Regions from separate parts of the Mus musculus genome. Here regions 2 and 3 are each linked to region 1. Evidence: chromatin loops called from intact Hi-C (ENCODE). Cell type or tissue: heart. All regions are shown on one strand.

What was found. Peaks named below come from ENCODE experiments on the same cell type or tissue, not always from the same donor. Only the 100,000 strongest peaks of a DNase experiment are listed, where the experiment ranks them.
Region 2: it touches region 1 in a loop (6-fold over the local background); 15 of 42 quality-filtered maps call a loop at or near these places.
Region 3: it touches region 1 in a loop (9-fold over the local background); 13 of 42 quality-filtered maps call a loop at or near these places.

Annotation. Positions count from the first base shown.
Region 1 is chr10:37,133,917-37,141,916 of GRCm38, forward strand. Marcks (myristoylated alanine rich protein kinase C substrate) reads right to left here and starts at 5,010. Exons shown (of 2, transcript NM_008538.2): 1 at 4,518-5,010; 2 at 1-3,019. The coding sequence starts at 4,619. The coding sequence ends at 2,192. 5930403N24Rik (RIKEN cDNA 5930403N24 gene) reads left to right here and starts at 5,616. Exons shown (of 3, transcript NR_166104.1): 1 at 5,616-6,829. In heart, a CTCF peak has its summit at 3,189 (motif pointing right); DNase peaks (open chromatin) are centred at 3,245, 3,845, 5,035, 7,325 and 4 weaker places; H3K4me3 peaks cover 7,164 bases; H3K27ac peaks cover 6,064 bases.
Region 2 is chr10:37,074,676-37,082,675 of GRCm38, forward strand. No RefSeq gene overlaps it. Among named protein-coding and RNA genes, the nearest start is that of Marcks, 60 kb to the right of the region's middle. In heart, no CTCF peak of the experiment used is centred here; DNase peaks (open chromatin) are centred at 3,266, 3,986 and 5,116; H3K27ac peaks cover 2,213 bases.
Region 3 is chr10:38,550,808-38,558,807 of GRCm38, forward strand. No RefSeq gene overlaps it. Among named protein-coding and RNA genes, the nearest start is that of Gm22911, 61 kb to the right of the region's middle. In heart, a CTCF peak has its summit at 3,588 (motif pointing left); no DNase peak of the experiment used is centred here; H3K4me3 peaks cover 717 bases; H3K27ac peaks cover 783 bases.

The DNA.
Region 1 (8,000 bases):
AATTTTGATCTATTATTTCAATTAGAGGAACATTATTGAAAGGCTAATGCTGTTATCTCTTTTTTTAATACGATGTAATATTGAGGTGCCACCAGAGTGGTTCAACTTTACCCTGAACTCCACCCTGCACTCTACTCAAGAAAAGAGCACAACAGGTAGACTATTTTGCATTTAATAAAGCAATGGTAAAAAATAAAAAGAATTCAGTTTAGGGTCCAGTAAAGTAAAAATATCCAGTTATGAGATGGAAAATAAGCAGAAAGTAAACTAGTAAGAGTTAATATATAAAGGATTATCTTTTCATTTGAATAAAAGATGCTAACACTTTGACTAAAAAACAAAAACAAAACCAAGCTTGCAGCTATGCTAATGGCCCAAACTGACAATAAGTCCATTCAACACCATTACTTCCTTATAGAAACCTGTCCATGAAGTATAGCATATCAGTTCAAGAACACTTTGGAAACGAGCCAAACGCTAAGGCTTATACTACATAAACCATCAACATTTAAACAGGTTTGGCCATCTTTTCATGACTTATGTGCAGTCTGAACTCCACATTCTTCCTGATTATAAAATGTAACTTTCTGGACCTGCAATGACAAGGAAACAGTTTATGAAATAGTCTCATAAGACATTTGAAAGTCTTAGGGTCAAGCCACTTTTGTCTTAAAGGACTTATTCTCGCATGCTATAACTAAAAGCAGGTAAATGGTAACAACTGACACAGTATAAGATCTTCCTACATACTTAATTTGACACTGATTATGAATTTCTGAGCTTGAAAACTTCTTATCAAAAACCACAGCCAAATGTACTTTTGATGGCATGCAAGGCCTTCCTAAAAAATTAATCTAAGACCTAGAAGTCAGCCTCAGAACATAAAAAAACACAACAAATTTGTACATTTTATTCACATTTATTTTTTTGCTTTTAGTGTGCTCACAGAAAATTAGAACACCTTAAGCAGGAGTTGAATAGCAATGCTTGTAAGCAACGTTACATTCCAGCTCTATGTCAAATTGGTCAAAGCTCCTCCAGTATTTACAAAACACGAGAGACGAGATGCTACACAAAACCATTGCATCTGAAGATCTGTTTCTCCTTTATTCTCAAAGACAACTGGAAAGGAAAGCATTGTCTGCTGTAATCAAAAAACATACCACAGTATAAACAGTAACCATTCCACGTATCACAGCTTGGTTGAGTTTAAAATTTTGTGTTTAAAAGGTCCAAGATGACTGCAGTTTTACAAAAATGGGCAGGGTGGAGACTTGCAAACTTCATGTGCTTCTGAAGGATATCAAGATTTGTTTTTATACAATAGTCACAGTTAAAAACACCCTGCTGGTAATACATAATTACACTTTATTAAGGTCATAAACCAGCAATAAACAATAAAGCCTATACAACTTGTAGTTCTACTTAATCACTGACTGGTACAGCTAACATGAGATAAGCAGGAAGTTCCTATGGTTTACATGAACTCCTAAGACTATGATCTTTTTTTTTTTTTTTAAATCTGGGTATTGGTGTTTTTATTTTTTTCTCTTTCCTTCTTATTCAAAACGTGTAGTGTTGTAAACCTGCCTCACAAAATACATCGTAATAATTTTTCTTTAAAAAAAAAAAGAAAGAAAGAAAGAAAGAAAGAAAGAAAGAAAGAAAGAAAGGACAAGAACCCTAAGCCTTTACACCCACCACCATTTTAGTGGCATATTATCTTGGCAATGTTATGCACTGCTTCAATTTCCCATAGTGGCCCCTATCACTTCATTTGTTATTCCTTTTGACCCACCCATCTCCTTCATATATGGGTATGTCTATAGATCTGACAAAGAAAGTTTACACTTTTTTAATAAAGATGCAAAGTATGCAAAAAACATTAATACTGATGCCAAAAAAAAAAAAAAAAAGTAAAAGTAAAGAAAGAAGGCAGAGGAAGCTGTCTAACACGTCCTCGGCCTGTCGGAATGGTGGAAACAACTATCTGAGATGGGATCTGTGGGGAAGGGGGCTTAAAAAAAACAAAAAACAAAAAATTTGCTGCTTAAAAAAAATGTGAAATTTAAAAAAAAATCTTTAAAATCAATCCCTGGTTGTAGACAAGTTCTCCAAAACCAGTACCTGGCACCACTCCAACAAACAAACTGGGGGGAAAAGTTCTTGAATTGCGTGAGGGCTCTGGAGCTTACTCGGCCGTTGGCGCGGGGGGCGCCTCCGGACTGCACTCGGGCTGCGGCTCCGGCGACGCGGCGGGGGCTGCGGACGCCGCGGCCTCGTCGGTGGCAGCGGGCGCCTCCTGCTCAGGCCCTGCGGCGGAGGACGCATCGCCCGCGGTGGCGCCGGGCGCGGGCTCCTCCGCCTTCTCCCCCGCCGCCTCCGACTGCTCCTCCGCCTGCGGCTCCTCCGCCGCGGGCTGCTCCGGCTGCTCCGGCTGCTCGGGCTCCGCCGCCTCGGCCTCCCGGGGCTCTCCGCCCGCCGCGCCCTCGGCGCCCGCCCCGCCTGCCTGCTCCCCGGGGGCCGCGGCCCCCTCGCCGCCCGCTGCGGCTGCAGCCTCGTCCTTGGCGCCTTCCGCGGTCGCTCCCTCTGCTTCAGCGCCCTCGCCCGACTCCTTCTTGCTCTTCTTGAAGGAGAAGCCGCTCAGCTTGAAGGACTTCTTGAAGGAAAAGCGCTTCTTTTTTTTTTTCGGGGTCTCGCTGCTGGGCGACGGCGCGGCCCCGTCCTCCGCCTTGGGCGACGACGTGGAGGAGGCGGACGCGCCCTCGGCCTCGGCGGCCGGGGAGCTGGGCTCGGCGGGCTCGGCCTCCGCAGCCTCCTTGTCGGCCGCGCCGGCGCCCGGCTCGGTGGCCGCGGCAGCCTCATCCTTTTCGGCCGCGGCGGGGGTCGCGGCACTGCCGCTCGCGGGCTCCTCCTTGTCGGCGGCCGGGGCGCTGCCGTTGGCTTGCAGCTCCTCCTTGGCGCCCGGCTCGGCGGCGGCGGGAGACGCGTCCCCGTTCACTTTTACGTGGCCATTCTCCTGCGGGGCAGAAAGAAAAAGACGGGGGCGTCACTCGGAGCGACCGACCCGCGCGGGGCAAGCTTCCGTGCCCGGCGGCCGGGGAGTGGACACAAGTCGCCCACATTCTGAGGCCTGCATCAGGTTCCCTTCCCTCCGCCTCGAGCAACGGGAGCTCCCGGGGCTGCGCGTTCCCGGGTGGCGCCGGCAGGGGGCGCTGCTCCTCCACCGCGCGGAGCGCAGCGGGGCGCGGGCGGGAGGGCGCCCAGGGGCGGGGCCACCCCACCCTGCCTAGCCGGGCCCTGCCCGCAGGCCGAGGCGCCCCCGAGCTGGGGATCGCGCAGCCCGGGAGTCCGCAAACAAAGCTCAGGTGGCTGCCCCGGTCGGCCTCTCCGAGGCTCGGCAACCAGCAGGGCTGGGGAAAACCCATTATGTCTGAAGTCTGGCCTCCGCTTCCACGCCCACCTTCGCCCATCATTCTGCAAATTGGGGTGCGCCCGGGCAGCTCCTTTTTGCATTTTTAACGGGTTTAAAGGCTCTTGACAGAGCACGTCTTGCCCCGGTAGGTTTAGAGCAGGCCTTTTTTTTTTTTTTTTTTTTTTTTTTTTTTTTTGGCTCTAGGAAAAGAGGCGTGGTGGGTGCTCGCTGTTTGGAAAGCAGCCACCCATGGCCGACCTCTTGAGCCCACCCAACCATGGCTCTCTGCCTGGGTCGCAGCAGCACTGAGGCAATCCTCGAGGGTGGCCAAGGTGCCACTCACACGAACAGTCCAGACCAAAACACCAGAACTGCTCCCTTCTTGGCAGGCAGGAAAGGGTCTTCAAAAACCCACTGAGAATTCCCACCACACCAGGATACCATTTGAAAAGTCATATGGGTGTGTAATTACACAGCTACCAAAGGGGGAGGGGAAGGGCCATCGCAAAGGCACTTGGAAAAGCTGCCTGTCCGGCTCTAACCAGCCACCTTTCCAAGAACCCGAGGCATACTGCCTCTGGATACAATAAGACAAGCCTTCTCAGCTTGCCTTTCTCCACCGCCATCCGCGTTGGCTCCCCCCTTCCTACACACACATACACACGCGCGCGCACACACACAACCACACCAGAAATCTCAAAGACGACCCAATCTCGACAATAAATACGTGAGCCACCCAAACACCACTGTGGCCCCAAATACAAATGCAACCTGGAGGGGCGTTGGGGGGGGGGTGCATCTAACTAGTCACGTTCAGCCAATCTCCAAACCACGCCATTTTAGACGATTTATCACTCTTCCTCCGGTCTACTCAAGAATTGGCCAGGATCCTTAGGAACCACTCCTTTGGGGTGGGGGTGGAGGGTACCCTTCCTATGAAAAATTGACAATTTAGGCTATCATTACCCATTCAACTTTCAGACTAGAATCTGGCTAGGCTCCCCTCCCTCGAATGCATCTCGGGCGCGACCAGAGGGAAGACGAGGCGTCCAGATTAGAGAAAGACACCCAAGAAATGCCAAGAACCACAGGTAGAATTTACCTGCCCATTTGCTTTGGAAGGCGACGAGGCCACAGCCGCCTCCCCGGGCCTCTCGGCGGTGGCTTCTCCCTTCGCTGCGGTCTTGGAGAACTGGGCACCCATGCTGGCTTCTTCAACAAAGAAACTCAACAGATCCAAGAGAGGAAACAAAGAGCCTTCGGTTGGTGTAACGACGGGGCGAGCAGCAGCAGCAGCAACAGCGGCGGCGGCACACACACCGGAGGGAGGGGGTGGGGGTGGCGAGGAGGACAGAAGAGACCCGATTAAATACTCCGGATAAAAAATTTTTAGTCGAAGAGATCAAAAAAGCAGCAGCGCAGGAAGGAGGGAAAAAGGTGGAAAAGTCGAGCACAAAAAAGGAGCCCAAGTGTAGTTTTTTTAAAAAAAGAAGTAATAAAAAAAAATCCCAGATTTGTAGCCGCACTGTAGACAAGAGGAAAATGGAGAAATCTCCCTGGTTGCTAATAAGATGCGGGGTCCAACGCCCAAGTGCACAGATGAATGGGCTCGCGGGCGCTGACGCGGCCCCCGCGCGCGCTGGCCAATCCGCGCGCCGCACACAAAGCAGGGGGCGGGGCCTGCGCTCCGGGCGAACAATGGAGCCGCGCTTTGCAAACGGTTTGAAAATCAGCCTCAGACCAAGAATTAATGTCTTCCAAATAAATAAATCAATTAAAAAATACGTGCTTCTCGTCTCCCTCGGCCTGAAAATAATAATGCATGTCTTGATTGGCTTGCTTTGTTTGGAATTAATTAACGCGGGAGGGGGTACTTATGGATGGGGGCGGAGAAAGCTTTAACTTGACTCGCATTGACTCTTGCCGGTCTATATCCGCGTCTGTCTCTAGCCATTCTCTCCCCTCCCCCATCTTTCCCGTGTGTTTACGTGTATAAGTGTGTATACGAGTGTTAAAGACAATGGGTAGGATTTGTGTGCTAGCAGCATTTTTTCCCTCCGCACTCCATAAGGGTTTCACAGATAGTGCGCAAGGATTTTTTTTTTTGGGGGGGGGTGTTTCTTTTTTTAAAAAAACTGCTGCAATTGTTAAATCGTCCCACACTGAAAGGTATTTAAACCACGAAGATCGAATTTCATCTAGCAAGATCTCCAGTTGGAATTAGGTCTGTAGGCCAGATGTGGGAAACGCAAAAACAGCAAACAGCCTAAGCCATGCTCGTTCCTTTCTCTCCTAGAGGCGTGAAATAAAATATTTTGAAATTGGTCCTTGGAGCACCTCAAATCGCGTCTCTCCAACTATTCCAATTACCGATCACTTTTCCACAAAACATTGTGAGGACCATTTTCAGAAGATCGAAACTTGCTAGCATGTTATCACTGTAAGAAACGACATCATTAATTTTCCTCTGTGGTAAAACTAGACCGAGCCTTGAGTGTACGAATCCATATTTACAGTTGGGAGGCAGCTACTCTCGTCGACACGGGTTGTTTTCCTAGCCTGCTGCCAACATCGGAGGGACTCTCATTTTGAACTTGTCTGTGCACAGCATCAAGTGTGCTCCTGGAAGAGAGGCAACAGCGAGGAAATCCTAAAAGACCGAGTCCTAGTCTCAGAAGAAATCGCCTGCAAGGTTGAGAGACAGAAAGAAAATCCCTGGAGACTCCACGTCTAACCCAGGCTAAAGGCAAAGCTCTACAGCGGTGTGTAGGATATCTCTCTCGTTCGCTACAGCCCTTGCCACCGAAGTACCAGACGCTTTTAGTGTGTGAAAGACCAGGCGTTGATTTAATGTATCTGGAAGGGAGAGGGGATAGAGGATGCAACTTAATAAATATTCCTCTAGTCTCGCTCATGAAAACATCCAAAACATCTTTCGGCGTTTGCATTTAATGACTGCAACGTGAACGATGGAGGCGAGAAGCAGTCGAGGGAATGGCTCGTTTCTCTTAGTGTTGGCTCGGAATTGTCAAACAGTTACTTTCTGTTCATTGTAGGGAAATAGGTCACACTTTGAGTGAAAAGGACAGTTGGTTCAAGCCAATAACCCTTTGTTCAAGTGCTGTTTGACAGTCCCTGAGCAGAACATCGTTGCGTGAAGTTTCATCTCCTGTCCAGTACCTTTAGATACATTATTAAATCCCAAAGTCATATTCCACGGAGCGCCTGGAAGGAATATTTCGTCGAAACGCGTCTTGCCAACCAACGTGTTAGCACCCGTAAGGAAGCCTGCTGGACTGGCCCGAGAACCCGGCCGCCAGGATGGACACGAATCCCTCATTAGCAGTTCCAACTTGAAAAGTCAACTGGGCTGGTCCAACACCACCATCCAGGAGATTCCCAAAGGCTCAAAAGGCAATCTGTGCACCCACCCCACGGGAACCTTGCCCCTTCCTCTGCGTCTCCCTCCGGTTTTAAATTGGGATGATTGCTAGTTCGCTTTCGGATTTTTTCTCCCAGACATTCGGGGGCTGCTTTTGTGGCTCCTTTGTTAACAGGCTGTCGTGCAGCTTTCCCCCCTTTTCTTTCTCCAATGCCTATTTGCCTGGTATCGGCTCGTCTCCGGGGCAACCGCGGGGAAGATTCGGAGCCCCAGGCGCCGGGAGGGGGAAGGGGCGGAGCCCGGCGGAGTGGGGGCGGGGAGGGGCGCGAGAGGAGGGGCGGAGGGAGTGGGTCAGGAGGAGACCCCAGGACCCACGAGGAGCAGATGGCCGCTCCGGGGCGGAGCCCGTGAGCGTCAGGGGAGCGGGAGAGCCAATCCGTCCCTGCAGCAGCGCGGGAGAGAGCCAACGAGAGTAAACACGCGGGCTGTCCCCCCCCCCCCCCCCCCGCGGTCCCTACTTTGCAGCTGAAGACGTGATTTCCTTTGGATAAGAAAGCTCATTGCCAGTGTGGTTGGAAAGCTGGCGGTCCCCGGGAGAATGGGTTGGGAGGCGGGTTTGGGCGGAGCTCTGAAATCTCCCTCTCCCTTTCCTCCCCTCCCACCCCGACTCAGGCACCCACTAAGCCTGGCGAGAATGGAAGAGGCGGGTGGATGGGAGAGCGGGGCGGGGCTGGGAAAAGGGAAGAGATTGACTCTTGCTATGAACCTTAAGGAATGCCAGCAAGCTATTGGAGCTGCTGGTCTTTACCTGCTGCAGTTCCCCTACAGTTTGGTGGTCTCCCCGTAGAGTTAAGGGTTTGGGGGGGGGGGGAGGCGGGGAAACACCCGCCAAATGCATTTATATAAGTGAGATTAAAGAACCCATAAGGACATTAAAAATTGGAAGCAGGCGCCTATAGCCAACTCAAAAGGGAACACAGACTTTTATTCTCCATTTGCACTGTTTATGGAGGGATGTGGTGTGTATGAGTGTACAGAGTCTTACTGTGCAATACAGGCTGACCTCCAACCCTTTGGAGCCCAGACTAGTCTAAAACTCATGATTCACAGGGTCTATTTCTCAACTGCTAGCGACTAACAGGGGTGTGCTATTACTGCCAGCTCTGTGCTCCCATTTATTCTGACCTGGTGGCACCATAGCTA
Region 2 (8,000 bases), 59 kb before region 1:
CTTCTGGACAATGCACTTCAGGCAGAATAACTCTCTCCGTCTTTTCATACTCTTTCTCCCACTGTCTCTACACTGATTTCTTTTCTAGATGACTGTGGTCATGTCTTATATCATGTCTAAGAACATCCTCCCAAATGTAAGAGTCCGTGCTCAACAACCATCGACGAAAACCTCTTTGAAGTAGGTTACTGATGCTAAAGGCCAGGGGATTCAGAGGACAGAGCCATACTGGGGAATGGGACAGCTGAAGAGACTGCAGTTTGAACTGCACCAACAAGCCAAGCAGAATTTAAAGGTATAAGTAATAACTTATCATCATCTCTTGTGGTCCCAGGGCTTAACTGGATCAAGTGGTTCTCACCTGGACTCTGAAATACAGTCACAGTGCCTGGTGGCTCGAGATGTTTGAGTGCTCTGCCAGACAGTGTCAGAGATGTTCAACTACTCTGCTCAGAGCAAGTATGGTAGAGACTTCTGTTGGTTGGTGTCTTAGTTAGGGTTTTACTGTTGTGAACAGAAACCATGACCAAGGCAAGTCTTATAAAAAACAACATTTGCTTGGGGCTGGCTTATAGTTTCAGAGGTTCAGTCCATTATCATCAAGGCATGGCAGTATCCAGGCAGGCATGGCGCAGGCAGAGCTGAGAGTTTTTTCATCCAAAGGCTGCTAGTGGAAGACTGACTTCTAGGCAACTAGGGTGAGGATCTTATGCCCACACCCACAGTGGCACACCTACTTCAACCAGGTCACACTTATTTCAACAAGGCCTCACCTCCAAATGGTGCCACTCCCTGGTCCAAGAATATATAAACCATCACAGTTGGCCATATATTTTACTCTGTGCAGCGGTCCAACTATGAAGCTAGCTTCTGCCTGCCTGTTCATCTAACATGGTCTCAGGTTAAACATTTCCAAAGCCCAGATGTATGTGTCACGAACACTGAGCCTTAGCCTTAGAAACCACACATCTTCAACTTCCAATATGTAGCAGCCTAGATGTACTGGAGAAGAGGAAGGGCCCACATTCTCGTTGTCTCTCTCTCTCTCTGCCTCTCTCTCTCTCTCTCTCTTACTCTCTTTCACACACACACACACACACACACACACACACACACACACACACACACTTACACACACTTGTCCAATAAAGTATAACATAATTAATATTAGGTAAATTCTAAGACAAGATGTGAAAAACATTGTCTACCTTGCTTACTAGAATACTGAGTCCTAAATTTTTCAGTTTCTATGCAATCTAAGGTCTTGAAGCCTCCACACTATGAGGAAGTCTGAGCTAATCAATGGAGGCAGGCTTGAGAATGCTTGAGAGTACACAGATACCCTGAACAAGAGACCAAGCACCCTGGACACAGCCTATTAAGGGAAGTCTACAAATGAGGAGAGATAGGAACGGGTCATTCCCTGAGACAGTCACGGAATGGGGAGGGCCCAGGGATAGTAACTATACTCTGTCATTTATTTAGTACCATTAATCAGAACTAATATGGAATGGGGCTGTGAATTTCTAGTTTACTTCTGGAATAAGGCATTGAGTTTCTTGGGTGGCTTTTATCAGGCAGAAGTGTTATCAAGCATTTGGGAGTCCCTTTTGTCAGCTCCTAATTCCATTAACAATACAACTTAAAAGTGGACTTAGAAGGAAGCTTTAGAACCATTTTACTAGAGTTTGAGAGAAAAATAAGAGGACAGTCAAGGCGTAGATCCCAGCAGCTGTGCGAAGGAGGGAAATAGGTAAGAGGAAGGGAGTACAAATAAGCAGAAGCCATCAAACAGATGTGCAAAGGGCTTAGGGTCCTCAGCGAAAACTGTGGGAGAGTACAGCCCCTGGGATTTGGGTCAGTATCCAAAGAAGGAGTAAAAAGGAAGGGAAAGGAAAAGGTACTCCTTCTGAGTTAGGACCCTGGCAAGCAGGCAGGCTTAGCACTCAGGATTTGCAAGCAACTGAATCAGGGAGGGGCTTCTGAAGGTAAAATACATTATCTCATTACGGGGATAATTCACTCCACCGGCACACACACACACACACACACACACACACACACACACACACACACACACACATACACACACACACACACACACACGCACACACACACTCTGGTTTTAGCAGGAATTCGGGTAAATCAGCTTTTCTGAGGAGTGGCCCTCTGGCAGGCAGAGTGGACTAGTTCCTACAGAAAGGGACAATAGTTTTTCCTTGTTAGATCTCCAGTTAGGGTGAGTGGTAACCCTAGATCCTACTTTCTGGGCTAGGAAGGAGTTGTTTCCCCTTCACAGACCTCCACAGGGTCTCCTTGCCTTGCCTTCCTCCTTTTGGTAAGGCACATTAATTAACAAGGGGCAAAGCTGATTATGAGGGATGGAGTCATCCTCCAGGCCAGCAAATGTGCTAATGCCTTGAGGCATTAGCTAATGCTAATGAGGCTATCTACCACTAGGTGTTACCTGCCAACACTAGAGAGGCCTTTACCCCTAAAGTCCCTTTGGACTTAAAACTGAAGGAAAAACAAACAAACAAAAAAACAAGAGATCCAGGCTCTCTGTGCTGAGGTAAGAGGATCTCAAGCATAGCGTTGTACGCAAATGGAATAAAGAATATCCGTGCCAGTAACATCAGATCTGCCTTCTCATTCATTTCAGAACAAGCTCGGAGTAGTTCATGCCTTTGAAACCTATTGCCTATTGCCTTTAGAGTGACTTTAGTGTAAAAACTTAAAATAGGCTGATGATCATGTCTGGAGCAAAGGTCACCCCCAAAGATGACACCTAAGCTGCACCCATTCCGTCTGTCCTCCAGCCTTGCTAAATATGTTTCTAAAGCACAATGTCCTAAAGGAACAAAGTTCCTCCCTTGACATCAGTTCAAGAAGGTCAAGAAGACAACACTAGGACAAGTCATTTGAGTGACCAGACCTTGCTTTCAGACTCCACAGTGGGGTCCTGGCGTCTGGAATAAACAAAAGCAAGAGAGGAGAGGAATGGAAACCAGCACTGAGGGCCAGCTGGCTGCATCCGAGGGTGGGGTTTGGTGGAGGTAGGTAACTAGGACCCCTCCTTCAATTCAACAAACACCTTCTGGAGCCTGACTCTCCAGGACGCTGGGTTTTGCTACAGGGAGAGTCAGAGCCACACCAAAGGCATGGAGGCTGAGCTGTACCTCTGGCCTGGGGGAACTACCAGCTGTGCTCTGGGGTAGAAGGTAGAGTGGGGGTGCAAAGAGCCTGCTAAGGTCTACAGCCCAGGAAACCCCTGTGGCACCAACAGGATCCTTCAGTGTGCACCAGGGCAGGTAGAGGTCTGCGGCTGTATACCACCCAGGCTGGCCTCAAACCCTGTGCCACCATGTCTGACACTGTCTTGAGGGTTTATCAGCATCCAACCATGTGACTTTTACACAATGCCTATGGCAGTCTGGAGAGTGGAAAGGGTCTTTTCTCCCTTTTGACTAAACGATGAGTAAGCCACACTTTCTTGTGTTTGAAATGGCTTTAGAGTGTAGAAAAATATCCACACGACCTGTCGGTTGGTATTGAGTACTGATAGCTACCAAGGCTGGCAATTAGAAAAGAAAAAAATAGCTTGGGTCAGGAAAGCAAAAAGGCATCCAGTCTCTTAAGACACAAGGCTCTAAATACCTCCCAGGGTTCCACAAAAGGCCATGCTTGTTTTTTCTTTTGACTTAACTCATCCTGTTTCTGTTTCCAGAGCCCCAATGCAAGTGGAATTCATCAGCCAAAAATACAAATAAGAATAGAAACGGGGAAAAAAAATCTGCTTCTTCTAAAGACTTTTAACGTGCATTCAGCTTGCTGTTACTAGATAAGGACTAAGTCCTTTTCTGTGCTGGGAACCCTAAGTAGTCACATAGGCCTATTATGTCTTAAATGCTGCCCGTGGCCCTGGAACAATGAGCCTGAGGTCCAGGAGCTGAAGCAGTAGGCAGCCTGCCAAGTTCAACACAGGCCAGTCTGAAGAGCAAGGCCTGCTGGGAGCTGCTTCCTGCTCTGCATAGATGCAGGGCAAAGATTTTCCATGCTGGCTTTCAGCATGCACGTTCCACACCGAAGGCCCAGACCAGTGATGACCTGTACTGACATTTTCCATGACATTCTTTGTTTTGTTTTCTGCTTGATAGTATAACTTCGGGGTTTCTTTTTTTGTAACAATCGCTTGGCAAAGATTACTCTTAGATGTCATAGGGGAGTCACCAGACACAGCTAGATTCTCCCCTGGGCAGACATCTCTTTTTTAAATGGAGCTTCATGGGAATTTACTGGATTATTTGTGGAGGAACCCTTTGCTGCACAGCTGTTGGTCAAGAATGTGCCTTGCTTGTGGAAATAAAAGAAGTGGCAGTGGAGCCTTATGATAATGTGCATAAGGAATTAAAAACTGAATTTAAAAATAGGAAATGCAGGGTGCTGGAGAGATGGCTCAGTGGTTAAAAGCATGGCATTGCTCTGAGCTCCTCCCTGATCCACAGTCACCTGTTAATGCCAACTCTGAAAGTCCTGACTTTCAGCTTTTTCTTGACTCTGGACGCCTGTACTCACCTAAACACAGACAAATACTCACGCACACACATTTTAAAAATCTTTTAAAATGGACTACATATTGCTTTATCTCCATTTAGAGCAACATTCTTGTAAAGTGCCATATTTTTTGCCTACATTTGCCTTCATTGGAGACACATCACATGCCCTTATAGCAACCAGGCTCAACCTCCAAGAGAATGGTTGATACTAATTGTCTTCTTTGCTGCACTTGGTGGCAAATGACCTGTACTGAGCATCCAGGAGTTTTTCACCCAGTACTGAACTCACATTGCTAGGTTTTCACGTCAGAGGAAATACAGCTGCATGCATTCACTGTGTGGCAGTCTCCAATACGACGCTTTCCAGGGGAGTTTTAAGATCAGTTTAGACTTTGCCTAATTTTTTTTTATGCATACATAACATGGATTCCACTTGGTGTGTGGCAGTGGTCCACGCCTATCCAGAGTGCTACTAACAAGAATTTATTTCCTTTGGGACATGTTTGGTATACTTCCAAAAAGTTCTTTGCTATGAGGACTCAATGAGTTTTCTGGAAGAGACAATTGCTGACTTTTGCCAGGAACCAAAGGCTCCTTCTGTTCCCTGAGCTTGGAAACGAGGACCATTGCTCCGCATGACTGCTACTCACACTTATGCAGCTTAAAGATATTTTATTGACTGTTTTGCATTTAGTGCTCCATCATGTAAATTACTGTACAGGTGTGCTGGCAGATCTCAGAAGATGTTTCCATAAGACTATTGAAAGAACTCACATGCTTTTCAGCAGACAAATCTTAACTGGGATATCTCTATACAAGGAAATATTATACAGCTGTAAAGAGAAATGAAGAATGACTTCTTTATATGCCCCTGTGGAAGACAAATAGACTATATTGCTAATATTTTAGGACATGAGTATAAAAATTCAAAATGAAACAAGAACTAATCTAATTTTGTATTAGGTTAATGGCAAATCCACTCAGTAAAAAAAGTTTTTCAAGTGACCTTAGAATATGAGGATTGATGTGTGTGGTGGGTAGATAACTGTAATCCCAGAATTTGGGAGATGAAAACAGGAAGATCAGAAGTTCAAGGTCTAGCCTGGACCACTTGAGACTCTTACTCAAAAACAAAAAACAGCATAAATAATAAAACAAGAATATCTAATGAAATAAGTAAATAAGGAAAATGAGAATTGACTAAAGGGCCTATACGTGGGTTATACTCTTAGAACAAAAAAGAAAAAAAGACACCCACAAATAATAATAATAAAAAGGGTACAAAGCTTCAACTCTTTCCAAAAATTGTATTAATGAAAGTGTTACTTTTGATCTTGAGCAAGCCACTAAGAAACATCCCTCCATGGCTTCTGCATCAGCTCCTGCTTTCTGACCTGCTTGAGTTCCAGTCCTGACTTCCTTAAGTTATGAACAGCAATGTGGAAGTGCAAGCTGAATAAACTCTTTCCTCCCCAAGTTGCTTCTTGGTCATGATGTTTGTGTAAGAATAGAAACCCTGACTAAGACAGGCTGTTTATCTTGGGATCAAACAACTAATGAGGTAGGCATCCTCTGGGCAGGGATTCTGAGAAGGTGGAGGTGGGGCTGAGGTCCAGACAGAACAAGGTGACTGCAGCACACAGGTAGTGCCTGCTATCCCATTCACTCCTACATTGTCACCTCCCTTCTAGATGCTAGCACCTAGGGAACTGTATGTGTTAAACGGAGTGGAAAATCTACTCCCCTGAAGATCTTGTATTATTGGCAAAAGCATATGTGGTGGTTTGAATATGTTTGGCTCAGGGAGTGGCACTATTAGGAGGTGTGGCCTTGTTGGAGTAGGTGTGGCTTTTGTGGAGGCAGTGTGTTACTGTGAAGGTGGGCTTTAAGAGCCTCCTCCTAGCTGCTTGAGGATGCTCAGCCTTCTCCTGTTTGCATTCAGAATAAGATAGACCTGCGTAGATGCTGCCATGCTTCCCACCATGATGATGATGGAAGGACTGAAACACAGAACCAATAAGCCAGCTCCAATTAAATGTCGTTCTTTATAAGAGTTTGCCTTGGTCATGGTGTCTCTTCAGAGGAATAGGAACCTTAGGTAAGACAACATAACCAGAAATTTATTGTGAAAACCAAAAAAGCTTAATAGAAGCCCCCAATACACATGTTTTAATTTCAAGTAGAAAATTTGCCCGGAAATGTGATCTGTAGCCATCTTACTGAGAGTTATATATATAAGCAAAGAGGTGTCGCTTGCTGTGCACTGGGCACTGTCCACTTTCTCTCTTGCTCCCTCAGAGCTGCATGAATGGCTGGGCTCAGTTTGGCTCTACATGGCCTGGCCTGGCAATGCTATCAGGTCCTTCGGTGGGGGGTATGTCTAAGTAGTGATGCAGTTAAGTTTGCTTAGCTTACAAGGCCTGGTACTTTTCCTGACTGAGGAACTGGGATTGAATTTATATATTTTTATGACTGCAGGCTTATTTCCTGATTTTTCAGGTTTAAAGAAACAAATCAAAATAATAAACTTCCTTATTCTCTTTTGATTGACTCTGTGGTGACAATAGAATTAAGGAACAGCTGCTCAAGGAGGCAGCAATGAATTATTCTTGGCCTACTGTGGATGGCAATAAAGCCCTTGACTGCTAGAAAATGAAGCCTTCTTTGTGGCCAACACTCCCTAACCCTTGCATTATCTACCACCACAATGCTTCTCCTTTTGAAGTGAGGAATGACCTAGAGAATACTGAGCCAAGTGACTTATAATCAGGAGAAACAAGCCAGTAGCAGAACTTCTCAGCTGTATGGTCTCATAGGCACTCCATCCTGCATGTCTGCAGGTTCTGTGGGTACTACCAGCTCTGAATACACACACACACACACTCACACACACACACACACACACACACACACACACACACACACACACACACACAGGGAAAAATAGATGCCTGATTTAAGCATGTACATGCTCTTTCCTTTTCATTGTTCCTGAAACAAAATAGTTAGCAATAATTTATATAGCATTTCTGTATGTGGGAGGATTTGCACGGGTTACAAGCAGAAGCGATTTGAATAACTGCTGGCTTGCTATTTGCAAATGGCCCTGGACCCTGGCCTTCAGTCATTGAGGCAAGCTATAGTGATAAACCTGATCTATGTCATTTCTCCTGCTCTTTCCCAAGTGGAACTCTTGATAGCTTCCTGCCCCTCTGCTAGTAAAGTTTTCAGGCTGGATGTGGTAGTGCATACCCATAATATATGGATTTGGCAAGTGAAGGCAAGAGAATCCAGAGCTTGACATTGTACATCCTGGATCAGCCTGGGCTACATGACAGCCTGCCTTAAAATGAACCCCAAACAAACTTTTGCTTTTTGACACATACATTCACCCTGAGCTATATGTAGTAGAGTGCGTTATTATTACACTGCTTTGTGCATCTT
Region 3 (8,000 bases), 1.4 Mb after region 1:
GGTGGGTAACAGTAATCAGAACGATATCATATATATAACTAAGATTGTCAAAGAATGAATTTAGGTAATAAAAATGTTAAAGGTACAAAAATGTACACAGTAGATCAAATGAAAGGTCCAATAAAGATATACCAGGTCACTATTATCTGTATCACACTTCAATCTTCAATTATTTACAAAACACTGCAATAAAATGAATGGACTTTCCATATACATAACCAAGGTTCTAATTTATACTTTCTCATTATTGAACATTACATTGGTAGAAATTAAGATCTATTTATTTATCTTTATCTATTTGAGTGTGCGAATGCGTCATGAGTATGTGGTGTGTGCACATGTATGTGTGACAGAACATGCACCTGTGTCCAAAGTGTCAGGTACTCACCCTTCCCTATCACTCTCTACATATCCTTTTGAGACTCTCCCTTTCAGCTAGAAGCCAGCCACTACCACTGATCCCAGGGTCTCTACCTTCCTAGAATCTAAATCTACAGGCATACACTGGACTCTTGCCTTGCCACCTGGGTGCTATTAGAATCTGAACTATTTGGAACTATACCACCAATCAAAGAAAACACATGGTGGAACTTGTGACTCTAGCTATATATGTAGCAGAGGATGGCATAGTCGGTCATCAATGGGAGGAGAGGCCCTTGGTCATGTGAAGGCTCCAGGCCCCAGTATAGGGGAATATCAGGACCAGGAATGGGAGTGGGTGGGTTGGAGAGCACGGGAAGGGAGATAGGGGATTTTCTGAGGAGAAACTAGGAAAGGAGATAACATTTGAAATGTAAATAAAGAAAATATCTAATAGAAAAAAAGAATCTGAACTATTGTCTCATGTCTGAATAGTTAGCACTCTCAACCCCTCCTCTATCTTTCCAGCACCCATTAACAGACTCTAATACTCAGTTTCCATCAACTATAAAATGGATGTAAATATATGTCTTGTACATCTCATTGTAATAGTACTGAAAGATTATATTAATTGGCTATATGCACTTTTCCCAAAGCACAAATTATATGTATTTGAATTTTAAAAAATTAAAGCAGGCAGGTTTACTGTTCTCTTGAGTTTGAAGAAATAATGCTAAAACACTCATCAAACTGTCTAAAGTACATATCCAATAAATTACTAATTAAATAAGTAATAATTGTAATGACTTGATACAAATAGTTAAAAATTTAAGCTAAAATTTTAATCTGATTATAGGGCTTAAAAAGTTAACATACCCTACTGTTTCATTCACTTATAGGAAACTTACAATAAGAATATGACCCAGGATATGCCTTTATACATTCTTTAGCAACTTAATATCATTTACTAAACAACTGAAGAAGGGCTTTTCATTTCAATGCAAGGTTCTCTTTTATATTAAGGGAGCTGTTTCTCCCCATGGCCCTGTTTTGAGTGGAGGAGGAGCAAAAGATCCTTAGAGATAAGAATCAAATGACCTTCTTTAAGGGTCATTTGGAATTGGAGGCCAATGTAACAGTTCTTGCTGATGGATTTCTACACAGTTACTGGCGACTAACAGTCTATGGTAAATAGAATCTAGGGAAACACAAACCTGGGTCTGTCTGCCAATTCATTATAAGAGGTGTGTGGCCTGAACCTCTGACCTTTGTGGTGAAGGTCCCCTCTTTGTCCCGTTTTCTCTGTAGCACTATGGTGGCCACTGGCTTTGCTTTCTTTCTCCCATCCTGTCCCAACTCACCCCTGCTCCAACATCAAATCATACTTATTTTGTTTTCCACATCTGGTCTTTGCTCAGTTGATAATACTTCCTGGCAGGATGAACCATGGAAGGAAAATAAACACCATGTGTTGCTGGGACTACAAGTGATGCTCTCTTTCTCTGATGTCCCAAAGCTTGTTTCTCTTACAGAGCTGCCCCTAAGAGCACCATGAAAACACCGCCATGATGAGTTTGCTAAAGTTGCATACACAAGCACATAGGTAAACCAAATAATGTAACACATTAAAGTCAAGACTCAAGATGAAGGGAAATGTTCGGTCGATGAGTATCTGCTAGGAAAAACCAAACTTAACACCAAGGAGAGCAAACCCAATGTTTTCTGAATTCCTTGCTGCCTTTGAGTGTCAGAAGCTGGAGGATTGCAGTTTAGTGATCCCTCATGTCTGCAAACTCAGTTATCAGCTAAATTGGGTAAACATTATACCAACATACAAATATGTACATGTGTACATGTGCCGTGTGCTCAGTTCATAACACTTTGAGGAGCTTAATCATAAAATCTGAAAAATTCCTATTTATGATCTTCCTAAAAGAATTAACAAAAGTTCTTCTGGGTATTTAAACATATGTGTAAGGTTGGTTTTAATTTTACAATGTATCCTTTTACTTTAAGCAAACAAATAGTAGTAGTAGTAGTAGTAGTCGTAGTAGTAGTAGTAGTAGTAGTAGTAGTAGTAGTAGTAGTAGTAGTAGTAGTAGTAAATGATTGGCCTCATGGAGGTTATACTGATTTTTTTAAAGTTTATAATATAATTGTTAGGCTAGACAATACCATTCCTTTTCTGTATCTCCTCTCAAAACTCTAGAAATGAGTTCACAGTTGTGAATGTGGAAAAAAATTGTGTACTGCTTCCACAAGTGCTAACTGTGAGCTGGGAGAAAATTAGTCCATTTGCAGGCATTGGAAAACCAGGGAATCATTCCATTGTCAAGACAAGAACCAGCAGCTGCTTTGGATTCCATGTATTTCAAGGACAAATCATTCATTGACTCCTTTGACACCCAAAGTATGCCAATAATTCAATGTATTAGTTGGATGCAAATTTCATACAATAAGGTATGGAAAGCAAACTGTAATTGGGAGTGCTTGTGTGAATGGAGCTCTGTCCTTTGACAGAGCCCATTGTTGAACAGCAGCCTGAACCCCCGACCCTTTACTTTGCAAGGATACAATAGCCTTTGATATGAGGTGGTGGGAAAAAGACTTAGACACTCATTTCACATTCAGTTGCAATTCATCAGTTTGGCGGGGACTTTTAGCAGCTTTAATGACCACAGCAATTGATGGTTAAATCAATTTGTGCCGGTGACAGCATGGCTGGCCTCTAGACTGTAACAATCCAGGATTGCGCCAGGCAGAAAAGACTCTGTTATTCAGATGTGCGCGGTTCCTACTCTGCTCAGAGAGAGAACAATGAGAGAGTCTCTGGCTCAGGCAAGCTGGAAAACGTTCACATTCACTCCACTGCCTGCGCAATGTTGTGGCTTCTCTGTAAGGAGGTGCAGCGCATTTCATTCCCGTAAGTATTGTTGCGAGTAAAAATATACAGACGACAAAGATTTCTAACGTTTAACTATATCCTGAGAGATAGTAACAAACCAGAAAGAATTTAACCTTTGATTCCTTGATCGAACTGGGTGGTCCTACTCCTGCCACCACTGCGCACCCCTCCTCCACTTCCCCTCAAAAAAATTAGAAAAGGGAAAGAGAAAAGCAGCAGCAGAGATTACGATAGAGGAGGCTTATGTTTAGGAGGGAAAGGTGAGAAAACAACCCCACAGTATTTTGTGTAAAAAAGGAGGGAATATTGCTCCCTCTTCTGTTGATCAGAGGTATTTTTTTCCTAGTAATGATTTAAAAATACATGTTTACTGTGAAAATATGTAAATGTCAGCATAGTTCACTGAGTTGAACTGACCTGTTCAAGTTTCTTAAAATAAAAAGGCAAAGTAAGTATTTTTTTTTTAAGCTAAACCTACGTTTAACATTTAGGAATTCTGCAGGCATAACTGGCAATTTTTAAATGGGGAGAAGGATAAAATATCATCACAACAACATTAATTTTGGTTTAGTTTCATCAGTGAATTGCGTCATTAAATATAGGAATCAAGAATTAAACCATAAGCAAGACTTTTAAATTCTACAGAAAATGTGCAGCCTAAAACATACCTGTAAGATTAAGCAATGTGAAGCCAACATATTATTTGTATATCTGAATACTAATTAATGTCTGGCATAACGTAAGATACACAGATGACTGTAACAAACATGCAACTAAAGCTAATTAAAGGAAAGTTTCTTGTTTTTAAACATGTGTTAATGCTGCATTTATTAAACAAAATTTTTTAAGTAAAAAAAAAATAGTATACAAAAAGTATTAAATTCTACTCTGGACTGGATAAAATTGACTGTAAGGGTGGACTCTGACCCTGAGTTGCCTTTTATGTCCTATTAAGAATTAGACCAAATGATACAATTTTATTTTAGAGCTATGGTGGAGAAAAAAGAAAAGAAACCATGTCCAGAATATAAGCAGATCCATGGGAAATGGATGGCCCCGACTCGAAGCTATGGTGTTGTGGGAAAAAATGTAAACAAGGTTTTCGAACAGATTTGTCTAAACATTGAAAGAATATTGAGTCTGTACAGAGGAGGTCTTGGCACTGAGTCCAGAGCTGTGCTTGGTAACTGGGGAGGGTAGAGAAAAGGAGGAGAGTTTCCATGGCAACACTGGTGCTGAGCATAAATGGAACAGGCATGCATCTTCCCAAGGGAGGACTGGAGGGTGGAAAGTGGAAACGAGGGGTAAGGGCGGTAGGGCCCCCATGAAGATACTTTATGCTGAATAAGTGTTTTGTGTAACTGTGTGGCATGCTGGACATCACTGTGTGCATTCTGAGAGATATGAGACCTCTTAAAAACACTGCTGCCATGATCCAAGACAGTTCTAGGTGGAAATAAATGTTGTCTTACCATTTCTAGAGTGAACACAAATACACTGAACCCATCTTGCTTCTGATTTTGTTATGTCCCTTCAAAGTAGAATGAGAGGTGACATGAGTAAAGCTTTTTACAGATTATTTTTCTTTATTCTTGAGAGTCGTATGGAAATAACCCTATTTCCTTCTCTTAGCTGCAAAGGCAGGAAGATATGATTTCTCATTATTTTGAATGTGAAACTATGATTCACAACTTTGACACTGTTTCACCTTTCACAAGAAAGCATCCTCGTTCAAGGAACAAGATAAAATGAAAGTGAACATCATTTACCTGACTAGATTATCATTATTAATAATTTTATCTCATTGTAAATGCTTCAGTGTCAAGATTAAATTAGGATGGCATCAAGAAGAGGTGATAAGTTGCAGGCTAAACGCTATGGCATACTATGAAGTCAGCTTATGACCATACTTTCATTAGAAGTGAGATTGTGGCACCAACTTGCAGAGAGCACAATGCCACAGTACCATACAGGCTTTAATGTGTGTGAGCTACATTTGTGCCCAACACATTAAAAGCTCTGAGCTGTGACGTATGATATTTATGTCTATGAACTTTGTGAGAATGGTAGTCTCCATAAGAGAGCCTATGTACATATATCAGATGCTCAAGGCAGGTTTATTAACTTCCCAGAGAATCAGATAGATCATCTTCTGATCAAAACTATGAGAGCACATAAATGCACCAAAGTGGACATTTATTTACTATCATCAATATAGTATCCAACATGCATAGTTGTCTTACTTAATGCTCACAGATTTCTCAGTATGTCACAATGTGGTTCTCATCTTACAAGTAAGAGTGGAGAGACCCTCAAAGTTTAAATTATGTTAAATTTATATCTCTGAAGAAGCTGGAATTCCAGCCCAGTCCTACCTAACTCATTTATCTTATGACCCTTCAAGTTTCTCATATTTCTCTATACCAAAGAGTACTTTGATATAAAAAAGACTACCTTGTCCTCATCAGAAAAACTGAAGTACAGAGAATTCATTCACTATAATAACTCTGCTCTTTAGTCCTTCAAATCTCAAAAAATACATCTCAGTTCCCATTGCGCCTGAGATTTCAGAAGCCAGTGAAAGCCAGGAACTAGAATACAAAGTTGAACTAACTATCCAAGTGCAAAACCAAGATTTTGACATATGACAAATGGTTCCTGGCAATTGTGAGCAGAATAACAATGAATATTAATGGGCAAGTTTCTCTTCAGTCAGATGTATAGTCCTTGATACAAGCTTAGGGGTAGGATATAGCTGAATGATGTGGTAAATATATTTCTGGCTTTTCTCAGAATCTCTGCACTGATTTCCATAGTGGTTACACCAGTTTATGCTATCACCAGTAATGCATAAATGTTTCCTTTTCTATATGTCTATGCCAACATACTGTTACTTGGTTTTGTAATTTGTTTGTTTAGTGTTAAAATTATACATTCTAACTGGAGCTATTCACACTTGTCACACTGGGGCCATTCAATGTGGTTTTAATTTGCTCTTCTTGATGGATAATGATTGATGAGTGGTTGGTTTTTATTGTTGCTGTTCTTGTTTGTTTTTGTAAAATAAGATTTATTTATTTATTTATTTATTTATTTATTTAATGAGTATGAAAGGTTTTCCTGGATATATGTCTGTGCACACAGTGCCTGAGGAGGGCAGAAGATGGCATCAGATCAACTGGAGTGATGGGATTGTGTCTTAGGGTTTCATTGCTGTGAAGAGACACCGCAACCAAGGCAACTCTTATAATTAAAGCTTGATTACAGTTTAGCAGTTTTAGTCCATTGTTAGTATGATGAGAAGCATGGCATCCTACAGGAAAACATGGCACTGTAGGAGTCAAGAGTTCTGCATCTTGATCAGCATGTATCAAGGAAAGAACTGGCTTGAGCTTCAGAGACCTCGAAGCCCACCTCCACAGTGACACACTTCCTCCAACAAGGCCACACCTCCTAATAGTGCCACTCCCATGGGCCACACATTCAAACACATGAGTCTATGGGGGCCTTACCTATTCAAACAAGATGTAAGCCAGTATGTGAGTTTTGACACCTGAAACCAGGTTGTCTGCAAGAGCAATATGCACTCTTAAACTCTTAAATGTCTCTCCAAACCCCTGAACATTTTAAAAAATGTTTCTCAGCCATTTATGTTTCAACTTTTGACAACTCTGCTTAGCTCAATGTTGCATTTTTAGTTCGACTGTTAATTTTTTTTTGTTTTTTTCTTTGTTGTTCTTGTTGTTCTTTGTATATTCTAGATATCAGTCCTCTGCCAAATGGAAGCAGCCTATATGACCATCAGATAGTCAATGAATAATGAAAATATGGAATATTTACACAATGACATGTGTTCAGCAGTTAAGAAAACCAAAATTCACAAGTAAATGGGTGGAACTGGAAATAACCATTCTATGTGAGGTAATCCAGACCCAGAAAAACAAATAACTCATAATTTTTCTCATGTGAATATTAGCTTTGACTCTTTAGATATGCATGCTCCACTTTAAATACTCACAGATGTTAGAAAACTAGTGAGAGAGCATGGTAAAGGAGGAGAGAATCACTCAAGGAATGGGAAATAGAATCCAGTAGTGACATAATGCAAAAAAAAAAAAAATGGGGAATGATGATCCAGGAAAGATTAAATGGTTGGGGATAGTAAGAGTAGAGCATGGAATATGGAGAGGACTAAATACCACTAAAGACCTTTTGAAAAGCCATGTGAAAACCTAGTACTGTAAAATAGATACATATATGCATATAAAAGTATTTTAAATTGGGATACTCTATAACTGGAGGTCAATACCCCAACTAAATACCACATGGTAGCAAATAAAAACCCAGTATCAGAAACGGATTACATCATTTTGAGTTGTTGGCCAAAGGTGATCCATAAACCTTCATACAATTACAGACTATTTCCAGTGCTCTTGGGTCCCCTCCAAGACTCTTTGGGAAGATACTGTTGAAGATACACATATTGTGTGAAGTCACACAATATGGAAAATCAGAGAGGTACTGAACTGGAGGCTTCATTCTTACTGGCCAGCTTTCAGAATATTGGAAAGTACCATGCATACTACTGGAGGAGAAAAATAATTATCTATCTCACACAGTTATCTCATCATGAAAGCAATGATAGCATCTGGCCAAGCAAGATATGCATGATGAAGTAGAGGGATAGCATGAAATCCCATCACTAGCTTAAGAGCTATTGGAATTTCACACATGC